2 separate regions of the Homo sapiens genome follow, and region 1 is linked to region 2. Evidence: chromatin contacts called from ENCODE Hi-C or POLR2A ChIA-PET data. All regions are on one chromosome and are shown on one strand. Each heading gives the region's core, a stretch centred on a gene start or an enhancer-like site at or near the end of the contact. The rest is flanking DNA. Distances are from core to core; before and after follow the strand shown.

What was found. Hi-C counts contacts between places; a loop is a spot of excess contacts on that map. ChIA-PET counts read pairs that join two places held with the same protein, here RNA polymerase II (POLR2A). Pooled maps may share reads with other maps.
Region 1: a pooled map shows a loop between it and region 2 (5-fold over the local background). The contact joins two enhancer-like sites. A Hi-C loop is called at or near these places in 8 of 37 single-sample maps with no recorded cell type and 7 of 50 pooled maps. POLR2A ChIA-PET finds 5 or more read pairs at or near these places in 1 of 52 experiments (activated CD4-positive, alpha-beta T cell).

The regions. Positions count from the first base shown.
Region 1 is chr21:34,980,554-34,985,595 of GRCh38, forward strand. All of the region lies in intron 2 of RUNX1 (RUNX family transcription factor 1), which reads right to left. Among named protein-coding and RNA genes, the nearest start is that of RUNX1-IT1, 56 kb to the right of the region's middle. Within about 2 kb of position 2,723, at least 10 of the 41 ENCODE cell types and tissues checked have a DNase peak (open chromatin) inside an H3K27ac peak, as active enhancers do.
Region 2 is chr21:34,691,030-34,696,262 of GRCh38, forward strand. The region is part of intron 1 of CLIC6 (chloride intracellular channel 6); the gene reads left to right. Among named protein-coding and RNA genes, the nearest start is that of CLIC6, 25 kb to the left of the region's middle. Within about 2 kb of position 2,409, at least 4 of the 41 ENCODE cell types and tissues checked have a DNase peak (open chromatin) inside an H3K27ac peak, as active enhancers do.

The DNA.
Region 1 (5,042 bases), core at 1,473-3,972, 290 kb after region 2:
GAATTAAAAATCAGTTGTTTGGATTTTCATTTCTGCTGAGTGTTCTCTTTTAAAATGACCTCTGCTATCCCGAGGGAAACAGTTTTCCCCATTACTGACGGAAAGTGAAGTCTCCTCAGAAGGAGGATTTCCCTTCCAGAAATTCAAAACCAGAAAAACTATCAAGACACTGTGATTGTGTGCCAGTGAACAGCCGTTTCCAAAGATTTGAATGGAATAATTTGTTTTTCATGGTTTGTAGGTAGCAGATAAAACTTACATGGAAAAATGGACAAGAAGAAATGGAAAATAAGACACAGAACCTGGAATCATCAGCTTAAAAAGCAATTTGCTTTATTTCAGCTGTGCCCAGAAATAGCTTGAGGTTACCAAGTGAGTATTTCTACTGGAAGCATCAGCTACAATTAGGTCACCAACTTAGAGAAGACGTAGGCGGAAATTTAAACACCAAGTCTATCATTATAAAGGTACTTTATCAGCAAAACTGTCAGCTATGGATGGTTGACTTAAAATTATTAAGAGGCTAAAATATCAAAGGAGAAGACAAGTCTGTGGAAGGGTCCCTCCTAAGATCAACAACAGCTGAGGGTCTAAACATGAGGAAGCGGCTTTAATAGCATTGCTTGTGGAGTTCGTTTTGAAGTCCTTAACTTCCACGCCAATCTGATGTGAGAAAAATAGATGCTTCCCTTTGGAGTCCTTGTTCCAACCATGGAAACCTGGGACACACACTTAATTCTGCTGGTGACAGAATGACAAATCTGTTATTGTTTAGGATAAGTGAGGCATGGCAATACTCTTCTGAATTTCGGTGAAAATTAGATGTGAAAATCTGTAATGGTACTATTCAAGCTTCCCCTTAAACAAGAAACATTGAGCAAATAAAAATATGGAGTCCCTGGACCTATTCTAGAAGCCTGGTGCCAAGGAATAGATTTTGCATGGATCAGCTTAAGCTCACCCAGGAATGGATTTAACTTTCTCCTGGAAAATTTATTTGAAAGTCCAAAAAAAAGAGTATTCATTATTTATGGATTTAGTAATGACTAGATTTTACAAATATTTGGATCCACATGAGCCATGGAATTCAGAATAATATTATTTCCTGCCATATTGGTAACTGATTTTTCAAAGAAGATTTTACTTGATAGTTAATTTAATCCATTTTGCTTGATTATTCAAATGTTCCAAAACACCCAGTGGTGGCCTATTTTTTTTTGTCTCTTTTCACTATAATAATATGGCTTGATGTTTCACAATGGCTGTATCTGTTTCCTTAGCTACAAAATGGTTCTGAGACCGGTCTTTCTGTATCTGTAGGTCATTGCCATCAGTGCAGCAAGGAGCCCCCCTCAACAAATCTCTCTTCTTTATATGGGGCTGATGCTTGGCCAAAAGCCTGCAAGGGTGAGTCTCAGAACAGCTGCTAAAAATGCAGCTGGATAGTGAGACAGAAGTGCTCAATGCCAGTTCGCTGGGCACATTCGTTAGTACATGCCAATGCTGGAGGAGCCGTACAGACAGAAGGCACTTCATTTCATCCGCAGGTCACTAAATGCCTTTGTCCATTTCCTGCCTTTCCTTTATCACATGGATATTAGCGCTTATCTACTCAAGTCATTATAACTATAAATCGCTACCATCTTTCTTACCAAGGATTTAGTCTTTTGTGCCACATACAAGGTGTAGAGAATTCTTCTAGGGATAGACTTCTAAGTCCAAGCTACCCAGGGAACTACCATTTACATCATTCATTAAGTAAAATAAAGATTGTTGTTGATGAAGGGGTAGCTCTTACTAGGGTCCCAGGGTTAGTCCAAGGCTCAATTATGAAGTCAAAAGGGGTGTGTGTGTGTGTGTGTGTGACGGAAAGAAAGAGAAAGAAAGGGAAGGAGGAGAGAGTTTGGATTGGGAAAGTTACCATCCACTCTCCTCTTAGCATACCTAGTTGTCAATTTTCTGTTTATGTTTTATATAGCCTCATTAATGATTGCGATACTATTACTATGTTTACTTTTTTTATTTTTATTTTTTGAGATGGAGTCTCACTCTGTCACCCAGGCTGGAGTGTAGTGGCGCGATCTTGGCTTATTGCAATCTCCGCCACCCGGGTTCAAGTGATTCTCCTGCCTTAGCCTCCTGAGTAGCTGGGATTACAGGCGCGTGCCACAACACCCAGCTAATTTTTGTATTTTTAGTAGAGACGGGGTTTCACCATGTTGGTCAGGCTGGTCTTGACCTCCTGACCTTGGGATCCGCCTGCCTTGGCCTCCCAAAGTGCTGGGATTACAGGTGTGAACCACTGCATGTGGCCTATCTTTACTTTTGAAATAGGAAATGAACTCAGAAGTTAAACCATCTTTCAAGGTCTTATAACCGTTAGGTGGTAGAACCAAGATTTGAAGCCTAGTTGGTCTGTTGCCAAAGTCCACTATATTAAGCTGTTTCCCAAGTGAATCTTTAGGAACATTCCAGGCACCTAGTTCTTCATCCTTTTTGGTTCTTTCTCTCATCCATGATGTCTGGTAGGTTACAAAGAGAGAAGGCATTAAATGTGTTGTTAACCAGCAAGCGCATGAGGTAGAAATTTTGGAGGATTAAGGCTTTATTGAACCCACCAAATCATACTCCAGGCATCTGTCTTGTTTTTCACTGTAGCTTCTAGGAAGGTTAAGCATTAGAAACTCGAATGGTGATGTGAATCATAGGAAGCGCTAAGCTAAACTACTGAATGAGTCATTCTTTCCAGAGACAATGGCCCTTATTTCTCTCAAACTCTTAACAGACTTACAAATGAGGGTAGAAGAAAAGCTACTTAAATTTACTACCCCTACTAATAACACCAAAATAAATTTATTACTCTACTACAGAGCTTTCACTTTTTCATAAGTTGTTATCAACATTTTGATTTTTGGGTTATCAGAACATCTAACAGCATGTTCTAAATGTCAAATAAAAGGTAATTACATGAAATGATAATGATATACAATCTCTTTACTGTCTTATCTAAGACAATCTCTTTTGTGTGCTGGGAGTACAACAAACTTGATTCTTGGCTACCTGGGGCAGGGGTTTAGATTACTAAGAATCCTAGAACTACACACAGTCTGCCATAAAACTTATCTGTGGAGGAGACCATTGCAATAGCTATAACTCTTTGGTGTGTTGTGGGGGGAAAATGGTTTGAGACTCACTATTTCAGAGGAAGTGGTGGCAAAAGGAAGAGGAGAATGAAGTTGGTAGCTTGCAGAAATAGCAGAGTGGAGTAGCTAAAACTTAGCTAGTGGTTTGGTGTGGGGGTGGAGCAGGGTCATCACCATTAACTCTGAAGTTTAGCCCTGCTGACTCAGGGGCCAATGGTGCTGCTGCCAGAAATAGGGGAGCTGGAAAATCTGAGAAGATGATTAATTCAGCTGGGGACATATTTGCCTCAAGGTTCCTCAGAGGGGCATCCCCAGTGGATGTGTTCAGAAGTCAATTGAAAATAAGGCCAGCACCCAGAAATGGGCTGAGCTGGAGGGTTAGAGTTGCCAGTCATGGGTCTATGGTGTTCAAGACAAGAGTGGCCAGATTCACAAAGGGAACAAGGTGGACCAGAGAGAGAAGAGAGCCTGGGACAGGGTCTAGGATGTATTTGGAGTAAGAGAGAAGGAAGAGTAGCTAGAGAAAAAAATGTGGAAAAAGCAGTGATAATAAGATAACAGAAGAAATCATCACAGTGTGAAAAAGCAAGGCCAAGGATGGATAATTTGTTCTTGGAGGATGAAGTGGCCTAGACTATAAGCCCCAGAGTAGCAAATCAGTTAGCAAAGTGGCCAATCTCAGTATGTCATTGTGCACCAGAAGGTCCCATATGAGGGCAGAAAAAAAACTATAGAACTATACACAGTCTTCCATATAACTTATCTGTGGGGGAGGCCACTGCAATAGCTACGGCTCTTTGGTGCGCTGTGGAGGAAAAATGGTTTGAGATTCACTATTTCAGAGGAAGTGGTGGCAAAAGGAAGAAGAGAAAGAAGTTGGTGGCTTGCAGAAATAGCAGAATCAAAAAGAAGAGTATTTTAAGACAAGAGAAATGCCCAGCCAGTGGAGAGAGACCAGGAGTGGAGAGGAGAGAAGTGCAGGAAGGAAAAGAAGGGAATGAAGGGTTGATGGAACAGTTCTAGAGGAAGCTGGAGGGCTTGAGTGCAGAAGCACAGTTATGTGGCACATGTCTGCAAAGTAGTTGGGCAAATACAATGTCCATCAGAGAGAGGTCACATGAAGATGCAGATAGACCCCGTCATGTGAAGGAAGGAAGTGATCAGGTACTTTCCATAGAACTCATTTCTCTTCTCAGGAATACAGGGGTGACAGGATCTTCCCAGAGGACAGGCTGCATGGTATGGGGGTCAGGGCTGGCAGCCCAGGCCAGGTTTGGAATAGCCCCAAAATATATAGCATGGTAGGAGGTTGTGCATGGATATATTGAGTATTCAGTGCACAGGTTAGGATGAAAAAATTGTGTCAAAGTAGTTATGTGATTCCAATAATACTTAGAAGACTTAGAACAAGAGCAGAGAAAGTAAGTGGTCATCCTGAGTTAATAAATGAAGGTAAAGAACTTAGCACTCCATTGAAAGGTACAGTAATTTAATATTGATATTAGATTGATGGGTCCTTCATTTCCCTATGGTCTCATCATAGTTTCTTGCAATAGGGATGACAGAGCAGGGAGTAATAGGCTGCCAGCAGGACCTCAATGGAGTGACCCAGTCTTGGGTTCAGGCCCATCGGGGCAGAACTAGGTTTGTCAAAGGGTGCTTGCTGACTGGCTTGGAGAGCAGAGGTAGCCAGAGGTGTCTGGGGTCACCATGAAGACGGCAAGTACAATCTGTAGGAGTGGAATAGGCAGGGAAGGAGTAGAAGCTGTGGATGGAAGAACATTCCAGAATGTGAGATCTTGGAGATGACACGATTTTTTCTCTGAAAGCTCTCAGCCCATGGTGAGCATTAAAACACTCTCAGGGCAACCACACACCAATCCCTATACTGACCCCTAC
Region 2 (5,233 bases), core at 1,159-3,658:
TAGTCACTCACAGTGGAAAATGGGGGAAGGTAAAGTTTCCAGATAATTCCATAATGTCTGAGGTATCCTAAAGCTCTCTCTCTAAATTGCTAACTTCTACAGGGAGGTATTGTATGTCTTTGCTCACTGACATAGAACTTTCAAGGTTAGCAAATAAATTTTCCATGAACTAGGAACCCTTTAACTTGTAAAGATTCAGAGACTACAAGGAAATGCAAAACTGGAATCTAACAGTTAAAACTGGAGAAGTCACTCCTCTGAACATATTGATAGTTCTAATAAAATGTTGTGATTTCCCTAAATGCCACACTTTTTTTTTGATTCTGACCCTGATTTCCCTTCTCTTGAAGCTTAAAGCCAAGTTTTCTGATTTAATACATAATATGATTTTTATGCACTCCTGGTTGATTCTTTTGTCTGCTTTCACCAATGCAAAATGTCAGGCTGGCTTAAGTGTAAAGCTTGTGAAACCCGAAGTTTTGGTTTAGTAATACAGGCTTTCCTTTCAATCTCTGTGGCCAGGAAAAAAAAAAAGGGAGTGTCGGGGAAAACTAGCAGGTTGATACAGATGAGGTTTCTTAAACATGAGGATATAGGGCAAGGTTTACCAAATTTGCATTTAAATGAAAAATACCATCCCACTCTACCATTGATCTGGTGTTTGGTCCTACAGCACATTGTGCAATTGCCTTGCTCCTTTACAAGCAATTTTGTTTGTGCTGAGAGCCGTTCATTTGCGTGCTTTTTTTGTTGAAATTGTTCCATTAAGGAAGGCAACTGCAGGAGAAACTGATGATGTAATTGACTACAGGTGGCTCTTGTTCTTTTTGCCCTTTAAAATGAAGCAAAACTTTTCAATGAACGTGTCATCCATGAGATCTATTGAGAACTTTAATTTAGCAATCCAAATCTTCTTAGTATTTTAGGTTGCTATTTTTTTCAGTATTCCAGGTGACTTAATTTTAACATTTGAATACTAGGATACTTTATGGTAACAATGACCAGCTGTAGTCACTAAGACAGTTTCTCAAAACTGCCTCAAACTTTTTAGAAAGAGATCTGACAAGCATGTCTTTACAAAATGTAATTTATTAAGACAAGAGTGCTCATTTAGCTTTGCCACTTCTTCAGCCACCTCTGAGAAGGTGTCACCGTTGAGAAGGTATAGAAAAGTTATGAAAACGAACACCTTCACTTTGTGTATAAGGAAATGGACAGATAGTGTCAACTCATGGGGAGGTTAGAGGTCACTGGAGCTGGTGCCCCCTTTTAGTTTGGCCTGAGGGAAGATGACCACATATGTAGCTTGACGGACTGTGGCTTTTTTCTAGACAATCCTCTGTGATTCAGACTTTCATGAAAGGCTGGTGGGGGCATTTGTAGATAGGTGGATTCTCCCAGATCTCGCAAATCATACCACATAGATGATCACCTGCTTTCTACCTGACTGCAAAGCCTCTGATTTCTGGAGTCTTTTAAAAGGAAGTGTTCTAAAATCTATATTGGCTCTAAACCTGATCTCATAATAATTCCCTTAAGAACCCTTAAGATATTTCTGTTTACTCACTAGTTTCAGTGTAAACAAAAAGTACTATACAATTCCCAGCTCCCAGCTGCAGAGAAGTTTCATATATTGGTCATTGAAACTGACCTGAGTATGTTTGAAGGACTGGACTTTTTTCATTGTTAATAGATTGCTCTAGGCCTTTGGCCTCTTTAAAACTTAAAAACATTATAAGGAAAGAGGAAGAGAAGGCAGGTGCCTCCCCGGACCCCCACCTCCAGGGAGCTGTGCATTTCTAAAGAACTTTGCAGAAGAGCTGGGGAATTCTGAACCAGTTGAGAAAGCTGAGTCTGAACACTTTTAGAGATAATTAGAATTTCTTTTTCTTGGTCTGCTCTGCCAGCATATGGGGTGACCCTACTCTCCCACCACTGGACTTCCTCCCCAGCCCCACCCCTTGTTCTTTAATGAGAGTCGAGAAATAATTTACCAATCGTAAATTGCTGTTTTCCTAACATAAGGCAAAGTATGCACCATCTAGCTGCTGACCTCAAATCAAGATGCATTTTTAAAAGCACACTGTTCAGGTCCTAATTCTGTTTGAGGTGCCTAGACAAAAAGACATTGCCTTCTTCCGGTGATTCTTTTGTGAAGTCTAGGAGGTCTGTCAGGGGTTAGAAAGACCAGCTTGTCCTAGTTTTTCCAGGACTTTCCTGGTTTTAAAACTGAAAATCCTGTGTAGCAGGGAATCACTGAGTCCCAGGGAAATCTAGATGGTTTAGTCCCCCACTAGGGGCTAAAAACTAACTTGTAGCATTTTCCCACAAAACCTAATTAGGAATGGAGACCGTAAAAGGGAAAGTGATAAATGAGTGCATCTCTTGACCACTAGGGGGCACCAATGGCCTCCAGAAGTTGTTTCCCTACCTTGACGTTTGAGGGTAGGTTCTAAAAACCATAGTAAGGAACCAAGATTTAAAAAGGCAAAATGTCATGGGTAGTCCCTTCATCCTCTTGTGGTGATGATCCAGGTCTGTGCCCTGTTAGATTTTTGGCTAGAGGGACCTCAAATCACTCTTGCCAAGTTGAAAAATTGGCGAAAAATAACCATGTGAAGCCAAATAGAAAGTTCCATTTGGAGCTTGTCCATTAGAAGCTGTGGCCCCAAAGGTGATGTGAAGGAACAAGCAGGCCTGCCCACAGTTCAGGTCGAAACAGTTACTATAGTTCACAAGTCGACGTAGAGGAGTTGTGGTCTTGCCTTGTGACAGGGTTTGGATCTGTGTCCCTGCCCAAATCTGACAGCGAATTGTGATCCCCAGTGCTGGAGGAGGGGCCTGATGGCGGGTGATTGGATCATGGAGAGAACTCCCCCCTTGCTGTTCTCTTCATAATGAGTTCTTATGAGATCTGTTGTTGTTGTTGTTGTTGTTGTTGTTTTCTTTTTTTTTTTTTTTTTGACGGAGTCTTGCTCTGTCGCCCAGGCTGGAGTGCAGTGGCACGATCTCGGCTCACTGCAAGCTCCGCCTCCTGGGTTCACGTCATTCTCCTGCCTCAGCCTCCCAAGTAGCTGGGGACTACAGCACCACCACGCCTGGTTAATTTTTTTTTTTTTTTTTGTATTTTTAGTAGAGGCGGGGTTTCACTGTGTTAGCCAGGATGGTCTTCATCTCATTACCTCATGATCCTCCTGCCTCAGCCTCCGAAAGTGTTGGGATTATAGGCGTGAGCCATCGCGCCCGGCCAAGATCTGGTTATTTTTTTGTTTCTCTTTTTTATTTTTGAGACAGGGTCTCGCTCTGTTGCCCAGGCTGAAGTGCGGTAGTAGAGCAGTGTGATCTCAGCTCACTGCCGCCTTGACCTCCTGGGCTCAAGCAATCCTCCAGTCTCAGCTTCCCAAGTAGCTGAGACCACAAGTGCATGCCACCATGCCCAGCTATTTTTTGTTTGTATTTTTTTGTAGTGACAAGTTTTCACCATGTTGCCCAGGCTGAAATCTGGTTGTTTAAAACTGTGTGGCACCTCCTCCTTTGCTCTCTTCCTCCTTCTCCAGCCATGTAGGATGTGCCTGCTTCCCCTTCACCTTCTGCCATGATTGTAAGTTTCCTGAGGCCTCCCCAGCCATGCTTCCTGTACAGCCTGCAGAGCCATGAGCCAATTAAACATCTTTTCTTTATAAATTACCCCATCTCAGGTAGTTCTGTGTAGCAATGTGAGAATGGACTAATACACCTTGGTTGTTAGAGGTTTGGTGCAGGGATTCTCACTTTTTCTCCATGGCATCCATGGCCATCATGCAAGTCTTTGGAAAATGAGCAGAGTGGCTCTATGCAGGAAGTTTCTGAAATAGGCTAAGTACTACCTGCTTCAGGGTTTCCTCCCTCTGCAAGTTGATGAGTAGTTGACCTGCTGAACTGTGCTGGGGAAAAGTTGAGGATTCCCATGTGGAAATTCAGCTGTATTCATTTTCTATCATTGCCATAACAAATTACACCACAAGCTTGGTGGCTTTGAATAACTCCAATTTATTAACTCACAGTTCTGTTGATCAGAAACTTGACATGGGTCTCACTGAACTAAAATCAAGGCACTAGCAGGGCTGCATTTCTTTCTGGAGGCTCTAGGAGATAATCCAGGTCCTCACCTCCCCAGCTTCTAGAGGCTGCTTGCATGTCTTGGCTCATGGCCCCATCCTCCGTCTTTACTCCAGCCATATTTCATTTCTCCGACCCTTCTTCCCTAATCAAACCTGTCCTGACCACAGCTGGGAAAGGTTCTCATTTTCAAGCGCTCATGTGATGAGATTGGGTTTGCCTAATAATCCAGGATAATCTCCCCATGTCAAAATCCATAACCTTGATATCATTTGCAAAGTCATTTTTGCCATGCAAGGTAATGCATTCACAGATGCTGTGAACTAGTACATGGACATCTTTGAGAGGTCATTATTCTTCCTACTGCACGAGTAAATGCCCCAGAGCTTGTTCTCTCACATTCTGTCATGGTCATTCCAGGCCATGGCCAGAGAGAGTGTGGTCAAGGGTTGACCTATTTGGAAAGTCAGTTTGTGGTTATTTGCTTGGCTGTGTTGGGGATTGCCCTATTGACCCTAACCAGTGTCTTCTCAGACTCTGAAATGAGAAAAGCAAGTCTGAAAAGTCCCTTTCCTACATGAGGAAGTGGCCTTACTTGGTGTGCTATGCTCTCTGGGTGCTTTTATTGAAAGCTATTCATAGCCAAGGCAGACATTGGTTTTACCTGCCTTAAAAAATTCCAGACCCAAATTCTTTTGGCTAAACGACATGAAATGTGCTACTTGGGGCCATGATGGCCTGGATTAAAGCAGATTCGATGAGATTTTCCAAGGAGATCCATGGCCCTGCCTGCCTTGTTGGAAGAAAGGGTGGAATTGTTTGCCCAGATGCAGGCTTTGCAGGACTTCCTGGTTTCTGCATGTGGATGTCTGCCCCACTAGGTTGTCTAAGGGCATGGGAATGGAGGATGAGGCCTGTTGTTAATAAGGCAGAAGGACATTTTGCACTCTAGGTGTTGGTGTGGGGGAATGCAACATCAAACCCATTGTCATCTGGAGTTGTAGCAAGGGTTTCCTACAGAGGGGACAGAATATGCACACATGACTAGAGACCCCCCCCATCCCTGGCCTACCTGGCCACCAAAGTTGTCCACCAGGGCTGCCGAATGTTTTCTCTCCAATGCCCCAAGCACACA